2 separate regions of the Homo sapiens genome follow, and region 1 is linked to region 2. Evidence: read pairs that join two places in POLR2A ChIA-PET (ENCODE). Cell type or tissue: PC-9. All regions are shown on one strand.

Region 1 (8,000 bases), 51 kb after region 2:
AGCCGGTAGAGTACTTCCTTGGTGGTCAAATTCTGAAGGGCTAAATGTGTATGTGCGTGAATGATCACAAACAACCGTACTTGCGGTGTTGTTCGTGTAGATGATGACAAGTCCTACTGCTGGACAGAGTGAGTGGGTGCCCTCTGCGTTCCATAGCTACCTCATATGGCTTAGGGCAGATCCTGCCGTGGGATTTATACCAGCACACCAACGCTAAGAGGGGCCTAATTCTCCCTCAGGGGAGCAGCCAGAGAGGACAACACAAGTTCAGTGAGCGCAAAGGACCTTCAGAGGGGGAAAGGGAGGAAACAGGTCAGCCTTCCAGGGCAGCAAGGCAAGACACTCCCTAGTTTGAGGGTTTGAGCCTTCCAGGGCAGGCAAGGCAAGACAAGACATCCCTAATTTGAGGGTTTGAGCCTTCCAGGGCAGGCAAGGCAAGACATCCCTGGTTTGAGAGGTTGAGTCTTCCAGGAAAGCCAAGACAAGACACCACTGGTTTGAGGGGTTGAGCCTTCCGCAAATTTCAGGGGGTTGAACCTCACACAAACCTCCGGTAGTAAGGAAAATATTCAGAACTCCCCTTTCCTTTCTTCTCAGGGGAAGAAAGAGTAGCTCCACTCCTGCCGGTTCCTCCCCTAGGGGAAGGGCAAGGAGAGGGGAGAACAGCGGCATAAGTGGCTGGCAGAGGCAGGGAAAGACCAGCAGAGGAAAGAGAGAGAGGCAGAGAGACAAAGAGGGAGTCAAAGAGAGAAAGAGAGAGACAGAGTCAGAGAGAGAAGCAGTAAAGAGAAAACAGTGTACCCTGTTCCTTTAAAAGCCAGGGTAAATTTAAATTTAAAACCTCTAATTGATAATTGAAGGTCTTCTCTGTGACCCTGTAACACTCCAATACCACCTTGTTGTCACTGTAAACAAGGGTGTAGCCCGAAAGCACTGAGGCCACTGACAACCTGTAGCCTTCCTTTTTTTTTTTTTTTTTTTTTTTTTTTTTGGCCAGGCACAGTTGCTCACACCTGTAATCCCAGCACATTGGGAGGCTGAAGCCGGCGGATCACAAGGTCAGGAGTTCGAGACCAGCCTGACCAACATGGTGAAACCCCGGTTCTACTAAAAATACAAATATTAGCCAGGCGTGGTGGTGGGCATCTATATAGTCCCAGCTACTTGGGAGGCTGAGGCAGGAGAATCTCTTGAACCTGGGAGGCAGAGGTTGCAGTGAGCGAGATTGTGCCATTGCACTCCAGCTTGAGCAACACAGCGAGACTCTCTCAAAAAAAAAAATTTTCTGTGGAGACAAGAGTTTTGCCACATTGCCCAAGCTGGTCTTGAACTCCTGGTCTCAGGCAATCCTCCCAAGTGGGCCTCACAAAGTGCTAGAATTACAGGTGTGTGCCACCATGCCTGGCTCCAAATTTCTTAACCTGATATTCAGTTCTTAATCACCGTCTTTTTATCAGTCTTTCAGACTAATTTCCCTTGGTTTCAGACATACTGTTTTTTCTCCATCTTCTCCCTTGTTTCTCCACTGCTTTCTAGTCTAGTTGTTGGGCCCATCTCAGGTACCATCTAATGTAGGTAAATTACCAGAACACCAAAACTAAAAATATCATTTTTTTTTTTTGAGATGGAGTCTCGCTCTGTCACCCAGGCTGGAGTACAATGGTGCAGTCTTGACTCACTGTAGTCTCGGCCTCCCAGGTTCAAGCAATTCTCCGGCCTCAGCCTCCTGAGTAACTGGGACTACAGGCACACGCCACCACGCCTGGCTTTTCATATTTTTAGTAGAGACAGCATTTCACCATGTTAGCCAGGGTGGTCTTGATCTTCTGACCTCAAGTGATCCACCCGCCTCGGCCTCCCAAAGTGCTGAGATTACAGGCGTGACCCACCGTGCCTGGCTTTTTCTTTTTTTTTTTTGAGATGGAGTCTCGCTCTGTCACCCAGTGTGGAGTGCAGTGGCACAATCTCGGCTCACTGCAACCTCCACTTCCCAGGTTCAAGCGATTCTCCTGCCTCGGCCTCCTGAGTAGCTGGGATTACAGGTGCCCGTCACCACGCCCACCTAATTTTTGTATTTTTAGTAGAGATGAGGTTTCACCATGTTGGCCAGGTTGGTTGCAAACTCCTGACCTCAAGTGATCCACCCACCTCGGCCTCACAAAGTGCTGGAGTTACAGGCGTGAGCCACCGCACCAGTCATTTCTTAGATGAATCTTAATTGTTCGTGTGCATGTGAGTCAGTACTTCTTGATTGGTAGCGTGGATTCAAATTGTCTATTTCTTGAAGGTAAGGAGTAATCCTTTTATAAGCTTTAAAAATCCTCTATTGGCCAGGCATGGTGGCTCACCCCTGTAATCCCAGCATTTTGGGAGGCCGAGGCAGGTAGATCACCTGAGGTCAGGAGTTCGAGACGAGCCTGACCAACATGGTGAAACCCCATCTCTACTAAAAATACAAAAGTAGCCAGGCTTAGTGGTGCATGCCTGTAATCCCAGCTACTCGGGAGGCTGAGGCAGGAGAATCTCTTGAAAACCCGGGAGGTGGAGGTTGCAGTGAGCCGAGATCATGCCATTGCACTGCAGCCTGGGCAGGCAACAAGAGCGAAACTCTGTCTCAAAAAAAAAAAAAAAACAGAAAAAGAAAATCCTCTATTATTTTTTTCAATTATGTTTCTTTTTTTTTCCCCCAATTTAATTTATTTATTTTGAGGCAGGGTCTCCCTCTGTTTCTCAGGCTGGAGTACAGTGGTGAAATCATGGCTCATTGCAGCCTGGAACTCCTGGACTTAAGCGATCCTCCCACCTCAGTCTCCTGAGTGGCTGGGATTACAGGTGCGCACCACCATGCCCAGCTAATTTTTTTTTTTTGGCAGAGACGGGGTCTCCCTATGTTGCCCAGACTTGTAATGAACTCCTGGACTCAAGCAATTCTCCCACCTCGACCTCCCAGAGTATTAGGATTACAGGTGTGAGCCATCATGGCTGGCCTGGATGTGAAAGTTTTTAGAATTCAACCCTCGAGTCAGTTTTTCTACCTGGAAATGGAGTTAAAATTAAATATTCCTAGGGATTTGCTTGGGACCTGTGTCTCCCTCACAGAGTTGTCCCAGGAAAATCATATCAGCCTTAGAGTACATTCCATGTTTTCTAAATTGCCCTAGGACTGGACGATCCTTCTTTACATCATTTAAATGTTTTTATTCAGTACCACTGTTTTTCAAAGAATTGTGCTAAGTAATGTGACTGTTAGAATCCCTTTGTGATCTAGGAGTTTATAATCTAGTTGAAAAATAAATGTAATTGGCCAGGCGTGGTGGCTCACGCCTGTAATCTCAGCACTTTGGGAGGCCGAGGCAGGCAGATCACCTGAGGTTAGGAGTTCGAGAACAGCCTGGCCAACATGGCAAAAACCCGTCTCTACTAAAAATACAAAAATTAGCCAGGTGTAGTAGCGAGCACCTGTAATCCCAGCTACTAGGGAGGCTGAGGCAGGAGAATCACTTGAACCCGGAAGGCAGAGGTTGTAGTGAGCCAAGATCGTACCACTGCACTCCAGCCTGGGCGACAGAGCAAGACTCCTTCTCAAAAAAAAAAAAAAAAAGAAAAAGAAAAAAGAAAAAAAGAAGAAAATGTAATTGCATCAACATAAGCAGGTGGTTCACAAGTTCAGAGGAAGAAAAGTCCTTTTCAACTGGGATTATTAGCGAATACTTGAAGAAGATGGAATAGATCTAAAGGGAATTAACTGCTGCTTCAGTTTCTTCTCTTTCTCATCTCTTTTTACTCTGTACTGTTTCGTTATAGTAAAAAATATTATAAGGTAATTTTTTTGGGGAGGAGACGGAGTCTCGCTGTCACCCAGGCTGGAGTGCAGTGGTGCTATCTCAGCTCATGGCAACCTCCACCTCCAAGGTTCAAGCAATTCTCCTGCCTCAGCCTCCCGAGTAGCTGGGATTACTGGCATGTGCCACCACGACTGGCTAATTTTTGTATTTTTAGTAGAGATGAGGTTTCACCATGCTGGCTGGTCTCAAACTCCTAACTTCAAGTGATTCATCCGTCTAGGCCTCTCAAAGTGCTGGGATTATAGATGTGAGTCACTGCACCCAGCAAATTTTTTTTTTTTTTTTTTTAAGACAGGGTCTCACTCTTGCCCAGGCTAGAGGGCAGTGGCGTGATCTTGGCTCAATCTCTGCCTCCTCAGTTCAAGCAATTTTCCCACCTCAGCCTCCCGAGCAGCTTGGACTACAGGTGTGTGCCACTATGCCTGGCTAATTTTATTTTTGTACTTTTTTGTAGAGACAGGGTTTTACCATGTTGGCCAGGCTAGTCTTGAACTCCTGACCTCAAATGATATGCCTGCCTCGGCCTCCCAAAGTGCTGGGATTACAGGCTTGAGCCACTGCACCCAGCCTGCTTGACTGCTTGGAACCTTTGTTTTTTATTGTCTAAAATTCGAAACTAAACTTCACATGGAGCTCCCAAAGATTTTCATAATCTGACTATTAATTTTCATTTCAACCACCATCTTTCTAATTCTATGTGTGTATCTTATTTATATGTCAGTTGCTTGATAGTCTAGACCCTTGCTCTGTCTTCTACCCTCTTATTCCAATAAAATTCTCTTCCCTGTGTCCTGATCTATATTTCAGTTCCTATTCCTGGGTAGAAAAGATAAAAGCTGCCATTTATTTTTTAACACTTTATTTTGTTAGAGGCGTTTTAGGTTCACAGCAATATTGAACAGAAGATACAGAGATTTGCCATATACCTCCTGCCCAAACCCATGTGTAGCCTCCCCTATCACCATCCCCCCACCATCTTGATACATTTGTACCTACACTGAGGCATCATTATCATCCAGAGTGTGTAGTTCACATTAGAGTTTACTCCTGGTATCGTGCATTTTATGAGTTTGGAACAATTTATAACAACATGTATCTACCATTATAGTATCTATCATACAGAGTAGTTTCACTACCCTGAGTACTGTGCTCTGTCTACTCATTCTTTCCTCCCCACTAACTCCTGGCAACCACTGATCTTTCTAGTGTTTCCAAAATTTTGCCTTTTCTAAGATGTCACATAGTTAGAATCACACAGTATGTGGCCTTTCCAAATTGGCTTCTTTCACTAAGTGAAAACTTAAAGTTTTCTTCACATCTCTTCATGAATTGATAGCACATTTCTTTTTAGTACTGAATAATATGCCATTGTCTGGATATACCACAGAAAAGCTACCACTTATTGATTGATGATAATATTGGTATTAAGGCTGAGGGCAGTGGCTCACGCCTGTAATCCTAACACATTGGGAAGCTGAGGTGGGCGGACCACTTGAGGCCAGAAGTTCAAGACCAGCCAACATAGTGAAATCCCGTCTCTACTAAAAAATAAAAAATTAGCTGGGAGTGGTGGTGCATGCCTCTAGTCCCAGCTACTCAGTACGCTGAGGCATAAGAATCGCTTAAACCCAGAAGGCAGACTGCAGTGAGCCGAGATCATGCCACTGTACCCCAGCCTGGGTAACAGAGTGACCCAGTGACCTGTCTTAAAAAAAAGAAAAAAAAAAAAAAAAAAGAAAGAAAGAAAAAGCTCGGGTGTGGTGGCTCATGCCTGTATTTCCAGCACTTTGGACTTTGGGAGGCCGAGGGGGGTGGATCACGACATCAGGAGTTCAAGACTAAGACAGTGAAACCCCATCTCTACTAAAAATACCAAAATTAACCAGGCATGGTGGTGCGCGCCTGTAGTCCCAGCTACTGGGGAGGCTGAGGCAGGAGAATTGTTTGAACTCAGGAGGCGGAGGTTGTGGTGAGCGGAGATCGTGCCACTGCACTCCAGGTGGGCAACAGAGCGAGACTCCATCTCAAAAAAAAAAATTTTTTTTAAATATATATATATAGCTATTAAAAGTTACTATTTGTGTGTCTGTCCCTGGGCAGTGTTAAATGCTTAATATACATTATATCATTCATAGTCCCGGTTTTTCAAACCTCTTTTGCTGTAGAATTTTTTTTTTTTAACACAAATGAAATCTTATACAAAACACTATTTAAAATACAAGAGGCTGGGTGTGGTGGCTCATGCCTGTAATCCCAGCACTTTGGGAGGCTGAGGCAAGTGCATCACCTAAAGTCACGAGTTCAAGACCAGCCTGGCCAACATGGCAAAACTCTGTCTCTGCTAAAAATACAAAAATTAGCCAGGCATAGTGGCAGGCACCTGTAATCCCAGCTACTCTGGAGGCGGAGGTTGCAGTGAGCTGAGATTGCACCACTGCTCTTTAGCCTGGGTGACAGAGCAAGACTCTGTCTCAAAAAAAAAAAAAAAAAAAAAGCAAAAAACAAAACAAAACAAACAAACAAAAAAACAGCACACCTGTGATCCCAGCACTTTGGGAGGCCGAGGTGGGCCAGATCACTTGAGGGCAGGAATTTGAGACCAGCCAGGCCAACATGGTGAAACCCAATCTCTACCAAAAATACAAAAAAAAAATTAGGTGGGAATGATGGCACATGCCTATACACCCAGCTACTCCAGAGGCTGAGACATGAGAATCGCTTGAACCTGGGAGGTGGAGATTTCAGTGAGTCAAGATTGTACCACTGCACTGCAGCCTGGGCAACAGAGACCGTCTCAAAAAAAATAAAAAAAGATTTGTTACAAGTTTATTTTTGAAATTTATACTGTTTTTTCAGTTATAAAAGTAGTGAGAATGAGACTGTTGTGATATGTAGAAAATTTGAAATTGGGTTATGAAGAACTGTTATGGACCTAAATCCATCTCTGCCTCTACTTTATTTCTATATTAAGAAAATGTTGATAAATTAAAAAAAAAATTCAAAAAAATAAAAGTAAAAAAATAAAATCTTCTGATACTAGAAAAAAAAAAGAAAATGTTGACTTAAAGAGAGTTGCAAATGGTCTCAGTTAAGAAAATACTTTTTGAAATAAATTACAGGTACACATCAGATCAATTTAAAAGTTATCAGAGGGTATACAGTGGCCGTCCTTTCTTAGCTGCCTCCTTCCCTGCCCTGGAACCATTGTTACCCTAGTCTAGGTACATATACATGCATATAGTTTAAAGTTTTTAAGTTTAAGCATTTCGCCTATATTTTTGGCAAACTTTAAATTGATGTATAATATATTTATGGAAGGGCACAAGTACAGCTTGCTAAATTGTTATAAAATGAACACACCTAAGTAACTGGCACTCAAGAGCCCTGCTTTGCACTGTACATACTTTAAAAATGATCTTGGGGAAGGATTCATATCAGTTTGATTTACAGTTGCTTATAATTTTTTTTTTTTTTTTTTTTTTTTTTGAGACAGAGTCTTGCTCCATCGGGCTGGAGTGTAGTGGCGCGATCTTGGCTCACTGCAACCTTTGCCTCCTGGATTCAAGTGAGTCTCATGTTTCAGCCTCCTGAGTAGCTGGGATTATAGGTGTGTGTCACCACGCCCAGCTAATTTTTGTATTTTTAGTAGAAACCGCATTTTGCCATGTTGGCCAGGCTGGTCTCAAACTCCTGGCCTTGAATGATCTGCTTGCCTCAGCCTCCCAAAGTGCTGAGGTTACAGGCTTGAGCCGCCTCGCCCGGCTAATAGTTGCTTAGAAATTTCTAATAATTACACTGCATTCCATTGTATGGTTATATCATGATTTATTCAGTTTCATATTATTTCAAACAAAACTGGAAGTAAATATCCTCATATGTATTTGATGGTAAGTAAGCAGCTTCTCTGCGTATTTGTGTATAGGGTAGTGTGTGGACCTAAGCTTGTGTTTCTCTTGGGGGGAACCCAGAAGTAGAATGGCTGGGTTATATGCTAAGTGTATAATATTTACAAGTTTATTTTATTTTTTTTAATTTTTTTGAGACAGAGTCTTGCTCTGTTTCCCCAGCTGGAGTGCAGTGGTGGGATCTCGGCTCACTGCAACCTCTGCCTTCTGGGCTCTTCTCATGCCTCAGCTATTCTCATGCCTCAGCCTC
Region 2 (8,000 bases):
TAACAAGAAAGTGAAACAGCCTTATTGCTGGTAAGAAGAATGTTTTCATGGACTGGAAAGATCAAACCAACCACAATATTCCATAAGCCAAAGCAAGACCATAACTCTCTTCAATTCTATGAGGGCTGAGACAGTTGAGGAAGCTGAAGAAAAGTTAGAAGAGGTTGCTTCATGAGGTTTAAGGAAAGAACCCATCTACATAACATAAAAATGAAAGGGCCAGGTGTAGTGGCTCACACCTGCAATCCCAACACTTTGGGAGGCCAAGGCAGGCAGATCACTTGAGTCCAGGAATTAGAGACCAGCCTGGGCAACATGGTGAAACCCTGTCTCCATAAAGAACAAAAAAATTAGTCGAGCATGGTGGCATGTGCCTGTAGTCCCAGCTACTCAGGAGGCTGAGGTGGAAGGGATTGCTTGAGCCTGGAGGCAGAGGTTGCATTAAGCTGAGATTGCACCACAGCACTGCAGCCTGCAGACTGCAGCCTGGGTGACAGAGGCAGACCCTGTCTCAAAAAAAAAGAAAAAAAGAATTACACTGAATCTATTCTGCCTGTGCATTATAAATGGAACAATAAAGCCTGAATGACATCTGTTTACAGCATGATTTACTGAATATTTTAGGTCCACTGTTGAGACCTACTGCTCACCAAAAAAAAATTCAAAATATTACTGCTGGCAGGTGGATTGCTTGAGGCCAGGAGTTCGAGACCAGCCTGGGCAACATAGTGAAACCTCATCTCTAATAAAAACACAAAAATTAGCCGGGTGTGGTGGTGTGTGCCAGTAGTCCCAGCTACTCTGGAGGCTGAAGCACAAGAATCGCTTGAACACAGGAGGTGAAGGTTGCAGTGAGCCAAGATCACGCAACTGCACTCCAGCCTGGGCAACAGAGCGAGAATCTGTCTCAAAAAAAAAAAAAAAGAAAGAAAAGAAAATTAGCCGGGCACGGTGGCTCATACCTGTAATCCCCGTACTTTGGGAGGCTGAAGTGAGTGGATCACCTGAGGTCAGGAGTTCTAGACCTGCCTAGCCAACATGGTGAAACCCTGTCTCTACTAAAAATACAAAAATTAGCCAGGCGTGGTGGCACACACCTGTAATCCCAGCTACTTGGGAGACTGAGGTAGGAGAATTGCTTGAACCTGGGAGGCAGAGGTTGCAGTGAGCTGAGATCATGCCACCGCACTCCAACCTGGATGACAGAGCAAGACTCTGTATGGGAAAAAAAAAATGTATATACACACACACACACACACATATATGTATATACTTGTGTGTGTGTGTGTGTGTGTGTGTGTGTGTATATATATTACTGCTCATTAACGGTGCACGTGGTCACCCAAGAGCTCTGATAGCAAGGTACAAAGAGATTAATGTTGTTTTCACGCCCATTAACACAACATCTGTTCTGCATCCCATGGATTATGGAGCAATTTTAACTTTCAAGTATTACTATTTAAGACATATTTCATAAAGTTACAGCTGCCATAGATAATGATTTCTGTGATGGATATGGGCAAAGTGAATCTTTCTGGTAAAGATTTACCATTCTAGATGCCATTAAGAACATTTCTGATTCACGGGAGGAGGTCAAAATATCAACACAAATAGGAGTCTGAAAGACGTTGATTCCAACTCTAATGGATGACTTTGAAGGGTTCAGGATTTCAGTGGAGGAAGTAACTGGAAGTGTGGTGGAAATAGGAAAAGACATGGAATCTGAAGATGTGACTGAATTACTGTAACCTCACGATGAAACTTCAACAGATGAGGAGTTTGAGGAGTTGCTCCCTGCTTTTTTGGAGACAGGGTCTTACTCTGTTACCTAGGCTGAAATGCAGTGGCGTACCACAGCTCACTGAGGCCTCAACCACCCACGCTCAAGCAATCCTCCTGCCTCAGCTTCCTGAGGAGCTGGGACTACAGGCATGTGCCACCACACCTGGCTAATTTTTGTATTTTTTGTAGAGATGGGGTTTCACCATGTTGCCCAGGCTAGTCTCAAAGTCCTGGGCTCAAGCAATCCGCCTGCTGGGATTACAGGTGTGAGCCACCACACCCAGCCTTAAGGAGTTGCTTCTTATAGATGACCAAATAAAGTGGTTTCATGAGATGGCATCTACCCCAGTGAAGATTCTGTGAACATTGTCGAAATCATAAAAAAAGACTTAGAATATCACATAAACATAGTTCTTAAAGGAGCCGCAGGGTTTTTTTTTTGTTGTTTTTTTTGAGACGGAGTCTCACTCTGTCAACCAGGCTGGAGCGCAGTGGCGTGATCTCAGCTCACTGCAACCTCTGCCTCCCGGGTTCGTGCCATTCTCCTGCCTCAGCCTCCCGAGTAGCTGGGACTACAGGCACCCGCCGCCACGTCCAGCTAATTTTTTGTATTTTTAGTAGAGACGGGGTTTCACCGTGTTAGCCAGGATGGTCTTGATCTCCTGACCTTGTGATCCGCCCTCCTCGGCCTCCCAAAGTGCTGAGATTACAGGCGTGAGCCACTGCGCCCAGCCATGAGCAGCAGGGTTTTGAGAGGATTGACTTTTGTTGTTGCTGTTGTTGAGACAGGGTCTCTCCGTCACCCAGGCTGGAGTGCAGTGGCACAATCTCAGCTCGCTACAACCTCCGCCTCCCGAGTTCAAGCAATTCTTGTGCCTCAGCCTCCCAAGTAGCTGGGATTACAGGCGCCTCCACCATGTCTGGCTCATTTTTGTATTTTTAATAGAGACAGGCAGGGTTTCACCATGTTAGCCAGGCTGGTCTCAAATTCCTGACCTCAGGTGATTCACCCACCTCAGCCTCCCCAAGTGCTGGGATTACAGGCATGAGCCACCGCATCCAGCCTTTAAAAAAACAAAATTATTTATTTTTTATTGGGGGACGGTATGGGGTGGGGAGATAGGGTCTGGCTCTGTTGCCCAGGCTGGAGTGCAGAGGCACAATCTTGGCTCACTGCAACATCTGCCTCCCAGGCCCAAGCAGTCCTCCCACCTCAGCCTCCCGAGTAGCTGGGACTACAGGCGCATGCCACCATGCCCAGCTAATTTTTGTAATATTTTATAGAGATGGGGTCTTGCTATGTTGCCCAGCTTGGTCTCAAACTCGTGGGCTCAAGTGATCCTGGTCTTGAACTCCTGGGCTCAAGTGATCCTCCTGCCTCAGCATGAGAGGCTGTGGCAGAAGAACTGCTTGAACCCGGAAGGCAGAGGTTATAGTTAGCTGTGATCACACCCTGCACTCCAGCCTGGGCAACAGAGCAAAACTCTGCCTCAAAAAAAAAAAAAACTGTTTTAATTTGTCCCAGCCACCCCAGCCTTCATTAACCACCACCCTGATCAGTCAGCATCCATCAATACTGAGGCAAGACCTTCACCCAGCAAGATTTACAGCTTACTAAATGTTAAGATGATCAATCAGCATTTTTTAGCAATAATTTTTTTTTTTTTGAGACAGAGTCTGGCTCTGTCACCGAAGCTGGAGTGTGGTGGCACAATATTGGCTCACTGCAGCTTCTGCCTCCCAGGTTCAAGTGATCCTCCCACCTCAGCCTCCCAAATGGCTGGGATTACCGGCACACACCACCACCACGCCTGGTTAATTCTTACATCGTTTTGGTAGAGATGGAATCTTGCCATGTTGCCCACGCTGGTCTCATGGAGCTAAAGGGATCCACCTGCCTTAGCTTCCCCAAGTGCTGGGATGGAGCTACCCACCAGGCCACAATAAAGTATTTTTTTAATTAAGGTATATACATTGTTTCTTTAGACATAATGCTACTGCACACTTAACAGAATGGAGTGTAAACATAACTTTTTATCTACTGGGAAACCAAAAAATTAGTGACTCATTTTATCACAATATTCATTTTATCACAATGGTCTGAGGTATGCCTGTATTTTTTTTTCTTCTACCATGTGAACTATTCCAAAGATAACAGAAAAAAAGTACAGACTTACAGTAGCTGCCTAGCTTCTTGCCACGGTCTGGCACAACGGAAGTGCCATCATTCCTCCCTGGTTTTATTCAAGTACCCAATGCATTCCTCACTTGTCAAGGAAAGTAAACTCAACTGGAGCCACAGCAGCTTGTTGCCTGGTCTTCTTCCAGGACCAATGCAGCTTCTGTGCCAAAAATAGAACTTGAAAGGAAATACTGACTATAAAACAAAAGCAAACAAAATAGTGGCCTGTATGTCTTCTTGCTCTGCCAGAGTTGTTTTTAACAAAAGACTTAAAAGCCACCAGGTATGGTGGCTCATGACTGTAATCCCAATCCTTTGTGAGGCTGGAGGAACACTTGAGGACAGGAGTTCAAGACCAGCCTGGGCAACACAGAAAGACCCCATCTCTACAAAAAGAAAGTAAAATAATTGGCCTGGCACGGTGGCTCACACCTGTAATCCCAGCACTTTGGGAGGCCAAGGTGGGTGGATCACCTGAGGTCAGGAGTTGGAGACCAGCCTGGCCAACATGGTGAAACCCCGTCTCTACTAAAAATACAAAATATTGGCCGGGCACGGTAGCATGTACCTGTAATCCCAGCTACTTGTGAGGCTGAGGCAAGAGAATCACTTGAACCCAGGAGGCAGAGGTTGCAGTGAGCCAAGATCATGCCACTGCACTCCAGTCTGGGCAACAACAATGAAACTCAGTCTCAAAAAAGAAAGAAAAGAATTAGCCAGGTGTGATGACATGAACCTTTACTCCCAACTACTTGGGAGGTTGAGGTGAGAGGATCACTTGAGCCCAGGAGTTCGAGGTTGAGTGAGCTGTGATTGCACCACTGCACTGCACTCTAGCCTGGGCCAATAGTATAACATCCTAGCTCTTTAAAAAAAAAAAAGAAAGAAAGAAAAGTACTCAAATATTTTATGTTACATCAAACAAAACAAAGTACAACCGAGTGCAGTGGCTCACACCTGTAATCCTAGCACTTTGGGAGGCCGAGGCGGGGGGATCACAAGGTCAAGAGATCAAGACCATCCTGACCAACATGGCGAAACTCCATCTCTACTAAAAATACAAAAATTAGCTGGGTGTGGTGGTGCACACCTGTAGTCCCAGCTACTCGGGAGGCTGAGGCAGGAGAATCGCTTGAACCCAGGAGGCAGAGGTTGCAGTGAGCTAAGATCACATCACTGCACTCCAGCCTGGTGACAGAGCAAGACTCCGTCTCAAAATACATACATACATACATACATACATACATACATACATACATACATACATAGTACTATACCATGTAAACTGTTAGTACTAATAGTACTTTTTTAAATTTCTTCTTTTTCTTTTTTGACAGTCTTGCTATGTTGCCCAGGCTGGCTTCCAACTCCTGGGCTCAAGCAATCTTCCTGCCTCAGTCTCCCAAGTACTCAGGACTACAGGTACACGCCACTCTACCCAGCTATGCTTACTCTTTAAAAAGCACATTAGGGCTAGGCGCAGTGGCTCATGCCTGTAATCTCAACACTGTGGGTGGCCAAGGTGGGTTAACTGCATGAGCTCAGGATTTCAAGACCAGCCTGGGCACACGGCAAAACCTGTCTCTGCAAAAAATACAAAAATTAGCTGGGCATGGTAGCACGTGCCTGTGGTCCCAGCTATTCTGGAGGCTGAGGTGAAAGGATCGCTTGAGCCCAGGAGGTTGAGGGTGCGGTGAGCTGAAATGGCACCACTGCACTCCAGCCTGGGAGACAGAGCAAGACCCTATCTCAAAAATAAATAAATAAGGTGATATAGATAAGGGGGAAGAAGAGGGAGAAGAAAGTAATTTCAGGTCTGGGAAGGGCTCTCCTAAGATACAACATTTAATCCAAGAGCTAAAAGGAACCAACCACACGACTGTTCCAGACAGATAGCGCTATATAATGGTGGATTTCATTATTCATGTTAATTATAGTTAATCAATTAACTATTTTATTATCATTATGTCCAATAGCCCCAAGCTTCTTCCAAATTCCAGCTTGGGACTCACACTGTAGACCAATGAGAACTGGGAACAAAAAGGGAGGGGTGGGAGAAGTCAGCCACAGTGGCTCACGCCTGTAATCCTAGCACTTTGGGAGGCCGAGGCAGGTGGATCACTTGAGGTCTGGAGTTCGAGACCAGCCTGGCCAACATGATGAAAGCCCATCTCTACTGAAAATACAAAAATTAGCCAGAAATCGCTTGAACCCGGGAGGCAGAGGTTGCAGTGAGCCAAGATCGTGCGACTGCACTCCAGCCTGGGCAACAGAGAGAAACTCAGCATCAAATAAAAAAAAATTTTTAAATGGTGGGAGAGGGAATGACATGCTTCATTTTTAAACTTAGGTTTAATGGTGTCAATGAAAGAACCATACAAAGCTAGTATACAACATCACTTTTAGGAAGTATAAGAAGTTAGTGGATGGTCATGGGAGTATTATCAAAAATAATGCTTGTTCCAATGGATCTGGAAGGAGGAAAAAAAGATTCAAATCCCAGCTGTCCTAATTACTAGCTATGTTACCCCACCTCCCTCCTCAGTTTCTTCCTTTTTTGGAACAGGGTTTCAGTCTGTCACCCAGGCTGAGGCTGGAGTGCAGTGGCATGACCAGAGCTCAAGGCAACCTCTGCCTCCCAGGGTGAAGTGATCCTCCTGCCTCAGCTTTCCAAGTAGCTGGGACTACAGGTGCATGACACTATGCCCAGCTAATTTTTGTGGTTTTAGTAGAGACAGAGTTTCACCATGTCACCCAGGCTGATCTCCAACTTCCTGGGCTCACGCGATCTGCCCACCTCAGTTTCCCAAAGTGCTGGGATTACAGATGTGAGTCACTGTGCCCAGCCCTGCCCTACCTATCTAAAACAGCAGGGCAGTTACAAAGACTAAATAATCGAGATCCTCCCTACCAGTGACACTGCCTCTGGATAAGGGAAAGCCATGTCTCTGAGAGTAAAAAAAACATACAGCTCAGCCACTCATTAAGAGAGACATCTGGGGCCAGGCACCGTGGCTCATGCCTGTAATCCTAGCACATTGGGAGGCCGAGGCAGGCGTGTGACTTGAGGTCAGGAGTTCAAGACCAGCCTGGCCAACGTGGAGAAACCTCGTCTCTACTAAAAATACAAAATTAGCCAGGCATGGTGGCACATGCCTGTAATCCCAGCTACTCTGGAGGCTGAGGCAGGAGAATTGCTTGAACCCACGAGGCAGAGGTTGCAGTGAGTCGAGATCGTGCCACTGCACTTCAGCCTGGGCAACAAGTGTAAAACTCCTTCTAAAAAAAAAACCACCACCCTATAGTTAAGTAACAGAAAGAAAACATCTCTGGTGTATAAACAAACAAGGAATTAAAGTTTAGGATACATAGGAGCTTTACAAATTAGAAAAGACAATCTACTAAGAAAAACAGACAAGAAAAGACAATCTACTAAGAAAAATGGACTAAGAACCAGAGTAGGCAATTCACAGTAGTACAAATGACCAGCAAACACATGAAAACGTGCACAACCCTTCCAAGCATTCAGGAAATGTAAAATAAAGAAAATGGTATTGTGGCAAAAATTAAAAACTTTAAATGCATATATCCTTTAGACTCAACAAGTCCATGGCTAGAAATACAGCACAAGTACATCAAGATACAAAAGATGTAGATACCAATTGGGGTTTTAACAAAGATGAAAAATATAACAAGGATATTCACTACAATATTCTACCTAAAAAAAAAAAAAAGAGGAGAAATAAATAATGACCATCAATAGGGGAATATAAACTCCAACTTGATGCAAGCTCCTTGAGGTGAGAGATTTCAGTTTGTTCTGTTTGTTGAATATATCCCCAGTAACTTGCACATGACAGGTACTCAATAGTTCTTTGCTGAATTAACAGATGAATGACTAAATAAAGGACATCCAACAACAGTATATTACATAGCCATTGAAAATAATGCAGTAGATGTCCATATACAATTACCTAAAAGGATGCCCATGCTACAATAATTGAAAAAAAAAATGCAAGCAAAATAACATGATTGT

What was found. Peaks named below come from ENCODE experiments on the same cell type or tissue, not always from the same donor. Only the 100,000 strongest peaks of a DNase experiment are listed, where the experiment ranks them.
Region 1: POLR2A ChIA-PET joins it to region 2 with 12 read pairs; 27 of 35 experiments call an interaction of 5 or more read pairs at or near these places.

What each region holds. Positions count from the first base shown.
Region 1 is chr20:47,513,053-47,521,052 of GRCh38, reverse strand. The region is part of intron 1 of NCOA3 (nuclear receptor coactivator 3); the gene reads right to left. Among named protein-coding and RNA genes, the nearest start is that of NCOA3, 15 kb to the right of the region's middle. In PC-9, no CTCF peak of the experiment used is centred here; a DNase peak (open chromatin) is centred at 4,081; H3K27ac peaks cover 1,056 bases.
Region 2 is chr20:47,564,245-47,572,244 of GRCh38, reverse strand. The region is part of intron 1 of NCOA3 (nuclear receptor coactivator 3); the gene reads right to left. Among named protein-coding and RNA genes, the nearest start is that of NCOA3, 66 kb to the right of the region's middle. In PC-9, no CTCF peak of the experiment used is centred here; DNase peaks (open chromatin) are centred at 4,034 and 6,674; H3K27ac peaks cover 4,537 bases.